2 separate regions of the Homo sapiens genome follow, and region 2 is linked to region 1. Evidence: read pairs that join two places in POLR2A ChIA-PET (ENCODE). Cell type or tissue: IMR-90. All regions are shown on one strand. Links, peaks and the distances in the headings refer to the core of each region. The heading gives the core; the rest is flanking DNA.

Region 1 (5,376 bases), core at 178-5,177:
TTTTTTTTTAAGAAATTGAGTTTAGGTTGGATGTGATGGCTCACACCTGTAATCCCAGCACTTTGGGAGGCCAAGGCGGGTGGATTGCTTGAGGTCAGGAGTTCGAGACCAGCCTGGCCAACATGGTGAAACCCCATCTCTACTAAAAATACAAGAATTAGCCGAGCATGGTGGCATGCGCCTGTAGCCCCCAGCTACTAGGGAGGCTGAGGCACGAGAATTGCTTGAACCTGGGAGGCGGAGGCTGCAGTGAGCCAAGATCGTGCCACTGCACTCCAGCTTGGGTGACAGAACAAGACTCTGTCTAAAAATTAAAAAAAAAAGCAAAGAAAAGAAAAAGAAATTGAGTTTAATCCCTTGAAACAAACAGATAAAAGTTTATATTCTTCAGAGGAAATGTTCTCCAGTTCATGCAGTTGTGCACACCTATGTTCTTAGCTACTCCAGAAGCTGAGATTGAGGCTGAGGCGGGAAGATTACTTGAGCCCAGGAGCTTGATTCCAGCCTGGGCAACATAGGAATACCCTGTTTCTAAAACAAAACAAGAAACAAAGGAAATATCCTCCATGGGCTAGAGAGAATTGATTCAAACTTAAGTTAAAAACCAAATACAACTTGAGAAACATCTCAGGCCAGGCGTGGTGGTTCATGCTTATAATCCCAGCACTTTGGGAGACCAAGGTGGAAGGATCACTTTAGGCCATGAGTTTGAGACCAGCCTAGGCAACGTAGTGAGACTCCATCTGTTAAAAAAAAAAAAAAAATTAATGAGCCAGGTGTGGTGGTGCACACTTGTAGTCCCAGCTACTTGGGAGTCTGAGGCAGCAGAATTACTTGAGTCCAGGAGTTCAAGGCTGCAGTGAGCCATGATTGCCACTGCACGCTAGCCTATGCAACAAAGTAAGACACTGCCTACAAAAAAAAGTTGGGGGAATAGCTCCTTCTTATGTAGGTCTGGAAACAAAGACCATATGTAAGTGATTTCTAGCTCCTTAACAGTAGAGCATATTTCTGCCAGTTTCTGAATGATTTTTTATGGAAGTATTCAATCAGTAAATTATTCAATGGCCAAGTATCCTAAGGTATAGGACAGGGTCTGACTATTTTTATGACTTATTTACAATAGTTTAAGACTATATTCAAGCAGGAAAAAGGGTTTGCTGCATGCTGATGTAATTTTAAAATGCAGTTTCAAATATGACTTTGTTTTCACTCAAATGCATTGCCAATTTGCAGATCCTCCAGGTAACACTTGGATTTTGCTTTACCATCAACATTAAGGAACAACTATATGGTGTAAATTGAAATAGACCTATGGAGTTTTGTTTTTTTGAATCTGTTTTTAAATTCTGTTCAAGATTCCGTTCCATGCTTTCCTCCTCCAAAAGAGACTTATTTTAATTACTGAAAAGGCTGACCTTTGAGGAAGGTACAGAAAGTCATCTTAACTGTTACTCAGTGCTGCTGTCAGCATTACTCTTGTTGGATCACATCAGGGCAGCAACAGCCTCTGAAAACTCTCCCGGTGCATTACCTCTTTCTTAGAGGTGTATTGGTAAACCAGTCAGCCACACATGAAATGAAAATCACCCACTTTCTGAGATGAGTAATTTGGAATTCTACAGTCAGAATTTTTGAGAGCCTCCAAACAACTTTATCAAGCTGGGCTGGGAGGAAAAATTGAGACCTGTCAACCACATGTGTATTTCTGAAATCTGTATAAATCAGGATTTCCTAGTCTAGTTCTGTATTCCTTTTGATTAGCATTGTAATTTCAGGAGGCTATTTGAGATGATAGTACAGCTATTCCATTTTAGTTTAACATTTCTGAGCCCCTCAGCCCTTGTCTCAAGTAGCAGCTGTGAAACAGGAATCCAAAGACCTCTGTCCATGTTCAGTGGTGCCCCTGATTAGCTGTGTGGACAAGAAGCTGAACTCCTTTGGGTCTCAGTGGCCTCATATGTTAGGAACTCAGTTATCTCTGAGCACTCTTTTCACTCTGATTCTAATTTCTTCAAATACAGACAGCAAAGGTTTATGTATATCTAATCATCTTTCCTGTTTTGTAAGAGTTGTGGACATTTTTTTTCATCACCTGCACAGTTAGGCTTGCAGTTTGTACTTTAAGGTCTCCTTACCTTACGTAAGAGGCTGGCCTCCAAGTTAAGTGTGCCACCACACAGGACAGCAGGTGCCTTAGTTGTGTGATCTGAAATACCAAGTTAATGATTAACCGGGAATTAATGTAAGCAGGAAACCCACAAAAGAAGATATCCAAATGATTAATAAACATTTTATCACACTATAAAATAATAAACATCTTACACTGTAAAATGTTTCCGTCCCAGCACGATGGCTCACACCTGTAATCCCAACACTTTGGGATTGCAAGACAGGAAGATCATTTGAGTGCAGGGGTTCGAGACCAGCCTGGGCAACACAGCAAGACCCCATTTCTATGATTTTAAAAAAAAAAATTTCCCTCACTGGCAAATATAAATTATTCAGCAGTGAGATGCCATCTTCCATGTAGTAAGGAAGCTAGCATAAGAGCAGCTCTCATATATTGCAGGAAGTAGCTTGGAACAATCTTTCTGAAAAGCAGTTTGGCAATACATAGTGAGAGCCTTAAAACTATTCATTTTTGGGTGCACTAATTGCACTGCTAAAAATCTATCCTAAGGAAATAATCAGAAATGCAAACTTATGCACCAAGATGTTCATGTAAGTGTTATTTCAAGTAGCTAAAAATTTGGATACAATCTAAATGCCCCAAAATGCTGAGACAGGGTAAATAAAGTATAATCCATCTACGTGGAGCACACTTATACAACACTTTCAATTAAATTACAAAGAATGTTTAATAACATGGAGAAATTCATCTGAAGTAATGAGAAATAGAAAAAGCAAGATACAGCTTGGTTATCTTTGTCTTTATATATACAAGCACATATATACACATACTCAAAGCAAGAGAAAAGACTTGAAAAACTCATGCCAACATGTTAACACTAGCTATCTCTGGGTGGTGAGCCCAATATACTTCTGATTTTTTCCAGATTTTTTACAATGATTGTGTAACTTTATCATTTACAGTATGGTATATATTCCAAAGAAGGAAAATATGCTGAGCCTCCTGCTGTGGTTGTGGGTGTGGGGTAGGATCAGCTTTCAGCTTCCCTCCTTCCGGTGGTTAGCACCAGGTTGAAAGAGAGGGGGCACATTAGAGCGTGGGAACATGTCATGGCCCATCTTCACTGAATGAGATCAGGAAGCCTTTTCTCTCCCTTTGTGGGAGACCGCTGTAAACATGGAATCTTGTCACTTTTTGTTGTAGCTCTGTAATGCAACTTAGACACTAAATTCCCCAAACTGAATTTCTCCCTTCAGTTTGGAATCAACAGAAAGTGGTGGCTGTCAGAAGCAAGCAGCTGCTCAGGGAGCTCCCATGAGAAGGGCAGGCCGCCTGCTGACCGTGGAGAGCACAGCAAGCCCCTATCCACAGAGCTTTCTTCTCTGTTACTCTGATCATGCCAGAAACGGGGCTACTGGGAAAAGGAACAGGAAGGGAAGAGAAGCTTTACTTGGGTCCTGCTGTATTAGTAAACCCTCCTTCTGCGCCACTAACTGGCTGCTAGGAAATGGGAATGGTGATATTTCAAGAATGAGCCATGGCTAATACTTAGAAACTAGGCTAATTATGTGACATGATGGCCCTGGGCACAGAACAAGGAAGAAGAGGAAGGTAAACTTAGTCTGATTTAATGAAAAGTCCAATTTGGAGACCATTTTCAGAGATCTATGGCCTTCAAAGATCTGCAGCCTGGCAGGCCACTCTCGCACCAGGTCAGGGGAGTGGGCAGCAGGCTCTCTGGGGCTTCATGAATAGGTAAATGTCATCTGCAGCAAGAAGGTGGGGCTCTGATACATCCTGATATTCTTTGCTCATACTGTAATTAGCACATTCCTTGTATATAGTGATTTTTTTAAGAGCACTTAACATGGCCAATCAATCAATGTTCTGAATTTCCTTGTTTATCCTAATAATTAGCAACTCCCTTCCTTCCCTCCCTTCCTCCCTCTCCTCCCTCCCTACCTTTCCTCCCCTCTTTCCCTGCCTCCCTCCCTTCCTTCTTTCCTTCTTCCAAGTGGGACAAATGTGGCCTTCAATGCCCAGCAGCTATCAGTTGTTGCAATTTCTGAGTTAGTGCAGTCTAAACTAATGAAGAAATTGTGAAGATCTCCCCCCAGTTTTCATCACTGTGCTTACATATAGCTGTGCTTCAGTGCAAGCAAGCATGATCTACCTCCAGGGATGTACCGAAGGAGTAGGAAGAAAGCTGACTCAGAAATCCAGGGCCTTCTTCAAGGCAGAGGCCCTGCCTAATACTCCCGCGTTTGATGGTCCCTGAGTCAGAACGGTTTGTTAGTGGTTTAGAGTTGCAGATTTTCCACTCACTTATAAAGGCCCCTGCTGTGCACAGTCACTATGATGAATGAATAACTCAGTTGCATACGCAAGTCTGTTCCCAAGTACCATCTGTTGAGTGAATGAATGAGTGAACAAAAGGGAAACACATTACCCCAATTGTGAATCTGAATAATGAACTTGGCAATGTGATGTGATCTCTGCTCCAGCAGGCCTGGGTTCCAAGTCCAGCAGGGCCCTTGATGTCCTTTGTCCTTCATTCCTGTGCACCTTGCGCCTCCAAATCACATTTGGTACGTCTTTCTTGTAGTGCTGATGGTTATTTATGAGCATGTCCTGGGCTGCCTGTTCTTATTGTAAGCTCTCCAATTAATTGCCTAGTGCTGTGTACCCAATTATCATGTAAATACATGTTGAATGAATAAACAAGTGTGACTCATTCAGAGCTAAACTACGCATGAGAGTAGACATGGCCAGCTTCAGCCAAGAGTGAAAACCAGATTCCCAACTCCCTATAGCCCATTCCCTGGCTCCCTGGAAAAGTGGAGGGAAAACACTTGGGAATGAGCAGGATTCTAGGAGCTGGGAAGCGCCCCTTTCCCCACTGGGAAATTCCATGTGAGCACTCATCGGGGCATTCCCCTGCTCTCATTCTCTTGCTTCAGCTGCTTGGGATCTTTCAATGCACCCCTCCCTGCAAAAAGATGGTGGCACTAGCTGGAAAGTATAGCATCCAGTGCCCCACTTCACTCATTTCTTTCTTCCCTCCTCTCTTGCCTCCACTTTGTCCTACTCACATTATCCCCCACCCCTGCTGCTGGTAGGTTTATTCATCCACTGAAACAAGCTTGATTGAGTTCAAGGCAATTAACATTACTGAGCATCTGTTAGGAACTGGAGACTGAGAGTGGCCTTTAAGGATTTTCAAGGCCAGGAGCAGTGGCTCA
Region 2 (5,376 bases), core at 51-5,050, 68 kb before region 1:
ATTTCCAAGAAATTAAGAGAATTGTTGCTTCTTGTCTGATTATGGATTATTTATAGAATCTTGTGTAGTTTGTAACAGGGAACAGTTTTCAGGTTACCATAAAAATGATAGTGCTCAAAAAATATTGGCCAAGAAAATAGAAAACAAAGGGGAGCTTATTGATCAAGCTGTTTTCGGTTAAAAAAGACAGTGTGAGATGTCTTTAAAACTGCAAAGACCATGATTTCCTTGCCATCAATACTCACTCTCTAAGTTGGCTTCAAGAGCACTTAATTAGAACATGAACATGAACCTGTCAAATGATTTAAGAATTTAGCTTTTAGCCCTAGATTTGAAAAACAAGACCTTTAAGAATAAAATGCACGCCCTGTAAAAAGTGTCTAGCATTTGTCATTTCCAATTTTCATTAAATGCTCATTTTCAGCCTAAAGTTAGTCCTAAGATAAAGGAACATATTGCATAAAAATGAGTTCTTAGACAAATGTTAGGCTCAAGATTAATTAATTACCCTGATATTAACACCTGTTCCCTCAATTCTGCAAAAAAGAGAACAGGAAAGATAAAGGAGGTTAGAGACAGAACCTTGGCAAAGATGGAATTTGACAGATGGTTGAAGAAAAAGGAATTAGGAGAAGAGGCTGAGAGGAAGCAGTCAGTGAGGCTGAGGAAGCCTGGGCAGTGGGAGTCATGAGGAATCACAGTTCAGGAAGGAGGAAGACGTGGCTATGTGGTCTAGGAGAGAGCTGCTGGCTGGGACTATAGATGACAAGAAATCATTTGTAGTGGTACAAGTACTGGGTCACTTATGCTTGGATTCTAATTTTGCCTCCTAGTGGCTGTGTGACCTTAAACAAGTTACTTTGCATCTTAATTCTCTGATCAGTAAAATGGTGACTTACTCATTCAACATTTATTAAGCATCCTTTGTACCAGGGACTGTCCTAAGTACTTGGAATACATCGGTGGGGAGAAAAAGACAAAACCCTTTCATAGGGAGACCTTACCATTTACAGTTTCAGGAGGGGATGAAGACAGACAATAAACATAATAAATAAGAAAATAATGTAGTGTATTAGGAGGCAATAAGTGGTATGGAAAGAAAAAAAGGTAGAGTAGGTTAAGGGGAGAGCAGGAGGGCCAGGGGTAAATTGCAATTTTAAATTCAGAGGTCAAGCCCACATTTGGTAATAACTACCTCCTGGGATTGTGATGAGAAGGACATGAGAGGCCCCTAAACTGCCAATGCTGGACCAAGTACTTTGTCAGCCCCTGGTAAGCATTAGCTGTTACTGTTGTTATTACTGTTGTCATTCCTAAAAGAATATTCACTGTGCAGTTCCTTTATCTAGGAGTACTCCAGTTCACTCATGTTGCTTGATTACCGGCACCTCCTTAGAGCATACATGTTTAAGCCAGTCCAGTCATAGCTGGGCTGCACTTCCCATGGTGCCATGTCACTGCTTGATGCCCCTCTAAATCCAGAGACCTGGTTACTGGTTTTGCTTCTGCCACCCAGGAGCTGGGCAGCTTTGGGTGAGTTTCCTCATGTATAAAGCAGTGCTCACCATCCCTGCCTCTCAGACCACTGCGGGAATGGTCTGAGAGGCAGGCATGGTGAGTGCTTCTTTATATGTGAGAATGTATAAAGATGAGAGGATGGGCTGGGTGTGGTGGCTCATGCCTGTAATCCCAGCACTTTGGGAGGCTGAGGCAGGCAGATCACCTGAGGTCAGGAGTTTGAGACCAGCCTGGCCAACATGGAGAAACCCCATCTCTACTAAAAATACCAAAAAAAAAAAAAAAAAAATTTTAGCCAGGCATGGTGGTGGGCTCCTGTAATCCCAGCTACTCTGGAGGCTGAGACAGGAGAATCGCTTGAACGTGGGAGGCGGAGGTTGCAGTGAGCTGAGATCGCGCCACTGCACTCCAGCCTGGGTGACAGAGTGAGACACTGTCTCAAAAAAACAAAACAAAACAAAGAAAAAACGATGAGAGGATGGAGGAAAGAGCAATTTGGGAAGCCTAGAGCTGGATCCCAATGTGTCCTATCATTTGTAAATTGCTGGGGGATTTGTTAGATACAAGAAGGGCTAATTCAGACTCAAAGTCAGGGCTGTACTGAGTGTCTGATCTTCACTCTCTGTCCCTCTCCTGCATAAGGACCATTTAGTAGCATCTAAGTGAGAAACTAGCCCTGTTCCCTACTTCCTCCTCCCTTGAAGCCCTGTTGGGGGTTGTGGGAGGGGAAGGCCATTCTCATTAGGTTTTCTGCAGCTTCCTTTTCAAGAATCATTTCTCTTCCAGCAAGAGAAATGAGCTGTCAGAAACTCTGGCTTTTTTTTTTTTTTTTTTTTTTTTTTTTTGAGACAGTGTCTCACTCCATCGCCCAGGCTGGGGTGCAGTGGCATGATCTCGGCTCACCGCAACCTCCGCCTCCTGGATTCAAGCAATTCCCTGCCTCAGCCTCCCGAGTAGCTGGGATTACAGGCGCCCACCACCATGCCTGGCTAATTTTTGTATTTTTAGTAGATACAGGGTTTCACAATGTTGGCCAGGCTGTTCTTGAACTCCTTACCTCGTGATCCGCCCACCTTGGCCTCCCAAAGTGCTGGGATTACAGGTGTGAGCCAGCGCGCCCAGCCAACTCTGGCATTTTTAAACAGCTGGCCATTGAGCACAGGTAGCTGCCTAATGAAGTTTATATATCTGTTGCCACGAAGGTGGGTTTAAAGTTGTTATTTCTAACTGTTTTTTTTTTTTTTATGTTTGTTTTGTGAAAACGGAGGATTGAATGTAAGGACTAAAGAGAATCTGTGTTGGGGTGGGGCTGAGGCATGCAGGGAGGATTTGAATCAAGAGCAGGCTTATGAGAGATCCCTCTTAGCATAGTGGTCGGAGTACCCTTATAGAAATTTCATGCGAACCAAATCATGTTCTTAGCTCCTACTGAAGTCTGTTTCATTAAGTTCTGTAAAGACATAAAGGCAGGACAGGACCCTGTCTTTCACACAGTATTTGGGAGAGAGATATATTCGGGAGGAACTTCTTTGCAGTGGTTTTCAACACTGGCCCCACATTAAATTCCTAGAGGTGGGGCCTAGGCATTAGTAACTTTTAAAGTTCAATTCCAAGGTGTAACCAAGTTTGAGAACCAGTGCTTAGTGTAGAGGACTTAGCGGAGAGTGGCCGTCAGTGTCTTGGTTCTGGCAGATTTTCTCATGAGCCTGTCTCTCCCTCTTCCAACGCCGCAGGTGTACAGAGCTGTGGACTGGAAGCTTGAACCATCATCAGTGAGAATCATCTGATGTAGCCTGGATTGTTATTTTCTCTTTTAAGCTGCACAATAGGAATGCCAAGGCTAGTTTCTCTGCCTTTGAGCTGTATTATGCTTTTAGAATCCCTCCACTTTAGAATTAAAGTACCTGGGAAGGCATAAAAGACAAAGCCATCACTAAACATGTTTCCTTTTGATCTGTTGCAAATGACAAAAGTGCACATTACAAAAGATCAAAAAGCATGTGAACAACTCTCCTCTGTTTCCAAGACTCATTGTTTTGAAGGCAGGAGGCTCACAATGAGACTTGGGGAGGTGAAGTGATGCTTTGTTGCTAGAAACTGTGATGTGCAGTGGCCGCTCACCTTTCTGACATGCTTACAGGGCCGCCGGATGATTGACTTGATAAACATGTTGCCTCGGGTTTTTTGTTTTGTTTTGTTTTATTAAATTCCTGGTAGCTAACCTAAATATCCTGAGGTTGTGATGCCACCAAAATACATGACAGCTTTGAATGAGCTGTTCTGAAATCTAGGGCCATCACTGTCAAAGTGGACCGAGAAACCAAGACTAAATCCTGCCCAAGCAGCAGTGTGGGGGTGGAGGCAACCTAGCAGGCCCTCCCAGCCAGAGCTGACTGGGAGCAGCCTAGTGTGGATTTCTCCATCTGGTCATGTGTTTTGGTCTTTCCCTCATAAACACCATCTCTTTTTAGTCGAAAAGCCAATATTTGTTAAGGAGCAGAACACTATTTTTTACCCCAGTTCTTTCTCTCCCTTGTGCCTTACCCCAGTAGGCTGATGGGTACATCAGCCCACCTCTGAGTGGTACGGTAATGAAGCCAGCCTCACTCACCCCTGCCATCACACACTCTTTTTTTTTTTTTTTTTTTTGAGACGGAGTCTTGCTCTGTCGCCCAGGCTGGAGTTCAGTGGCACAGTCTCGGCTCACTGCAACCTCCACCTCCAGGTTCAAGCAATTCTCCTGCCTCAGCCATCCAAGTAGCTGGGATTACAGGCATATGCCACCACGCCTGGCTACTTTTTGTATTTTTAGTAGAGACATGGTTTCACCATGTTGGGCAGGCTGGTCTCTAACTTCTGACCTCAGGTGATCTGACTGCCTTGGCCTCCCAAAGTGCTGGGATTATAGGCATGAGCCATTGCACCCGGCCCATCACACACTGAGTAAAGCCAAGGGGTGTACTTGTTGATTTTTCCTGCAAGCCCAGCCGTATGCTTTGCACACAATTGCCTTTTAACCTCACAGCAACCCTCTAAGATGTGTTTCATTGCTTCTGTTTTCTAGTAGGGAAATGTGGTGTGGCCACAAACTAGTGAGGATGCGAGGACTTGAACCCAAGTCAGATGGCTCCAGGGTCTTTCCTGAGACCATACTCTCCCAGGCTCTTTCCTGGAGCAAGGAGTGTGAGCCTAAGGAGGCTTCAGTGGGGCACATGGAAGGTGGCTGAGTGCTGTGATTCTTCCTTCACAGACCAAGTATTATTTTATACCAGGAACAGTAAGGTAGGCCTCCGTGCCTCAGCCTTCTTAGACTTTATCACTGATGAATCGCTGTGTCTCAGGAGCTGCTGGCCAGACTGGCTTAATTGTTAATTTGTGCAGAGTCATTGAGGTATGGGTGGCAGGTCGCAAAAGATGATGTTTTGAGCCTCACTTGTGTTCTAAGAGAGCTCAGATTGTGTGTTGGGCTCTGTGGTTGCCTGTGAATGTGCAAAATATTTTTAATGCTAAAAACCAGGTATTACAGAATGTAGAAATGCAGCTTGGAGGAACAATTCTAGTTGGAATCCCAGATTCGTAAATTTGGTCTCTTGGCAGCTAGATTGCACTTTCTAGAGCTCAGGAAGATATAAAAGTTGACACTTTTATGTAGATTTATGTGGAGTGTGGCTGAATTGCCAATGCTTTTGTAGCTATAACTTTGAATTGCCTGACTTTTGTATTGAAAACAATGGTGCATTAACGTAGGCGTTGGCTTATTTGAAAAGCAGGCCAAAGGAAAAGACTTTTTATTTGACTTCTGTGGTGGTCTCCCTAAGGAGTCTTACCCACAAGCTATCCCACAGCTTGTGGGCAGAT

Evidence for each region. ChIA-PET counts read pairs that join two places held together with the same protein. Peaks named below come from ENCODE experiments on the same cell type or tissue, not always from the same donor. Only the 100,000 strongest peaks of a DNase experiment are listed, where the experiment ranks them.
Region 2: POLR2A ChIA-PET joins it to region 1 with 5 read pairs; 3 of 35 experiments call an interaction of 5 or more read pairs at or near these places.

What each region holds. Positions count from the first base shown.
Region 1 is chr3:45,504,774-45,510,149 of GRCh38, forward strand. All of the region lies in intron 15 of LARS2 (leucyl-tRNA synthetase 2, mitochondrial), which reads left to right. It overlaps LARS2-AS1 (LARS2 antisense RNA 1), which reads right to left and starts at 4,772. Exons shown (of 4, transcript NR_048543.1): 1 at 4,584-4,772; 2 at 2,139-2,209. RefSeq lists an enhancer at 3,151-4,017 and a silencer at 4,844-5,138. In IMR-90, for the core only: a CTCF peak has its summit at 3,465; DNase peaks (open chromatin) are centred at 3,208, 4,428 and 4,868; H3K27ac peaks cover 1,744 bases.
Region 2 is chr3:45,436,877-45,442,252 of GRCh38, forward strand. All of the region lies in intron 6 of LARS2 (leucyl-tRNA synthetase 2, mitochondrial), which reads left to right. Among named protein-coding and RNA genes, the nearest start is that of LARS2, 51 kb to the left of the region's middle. In IMR-90, for the core only: no CTCF peak of the experiment used is centred there; no DNase peak of the experiment used is centred there.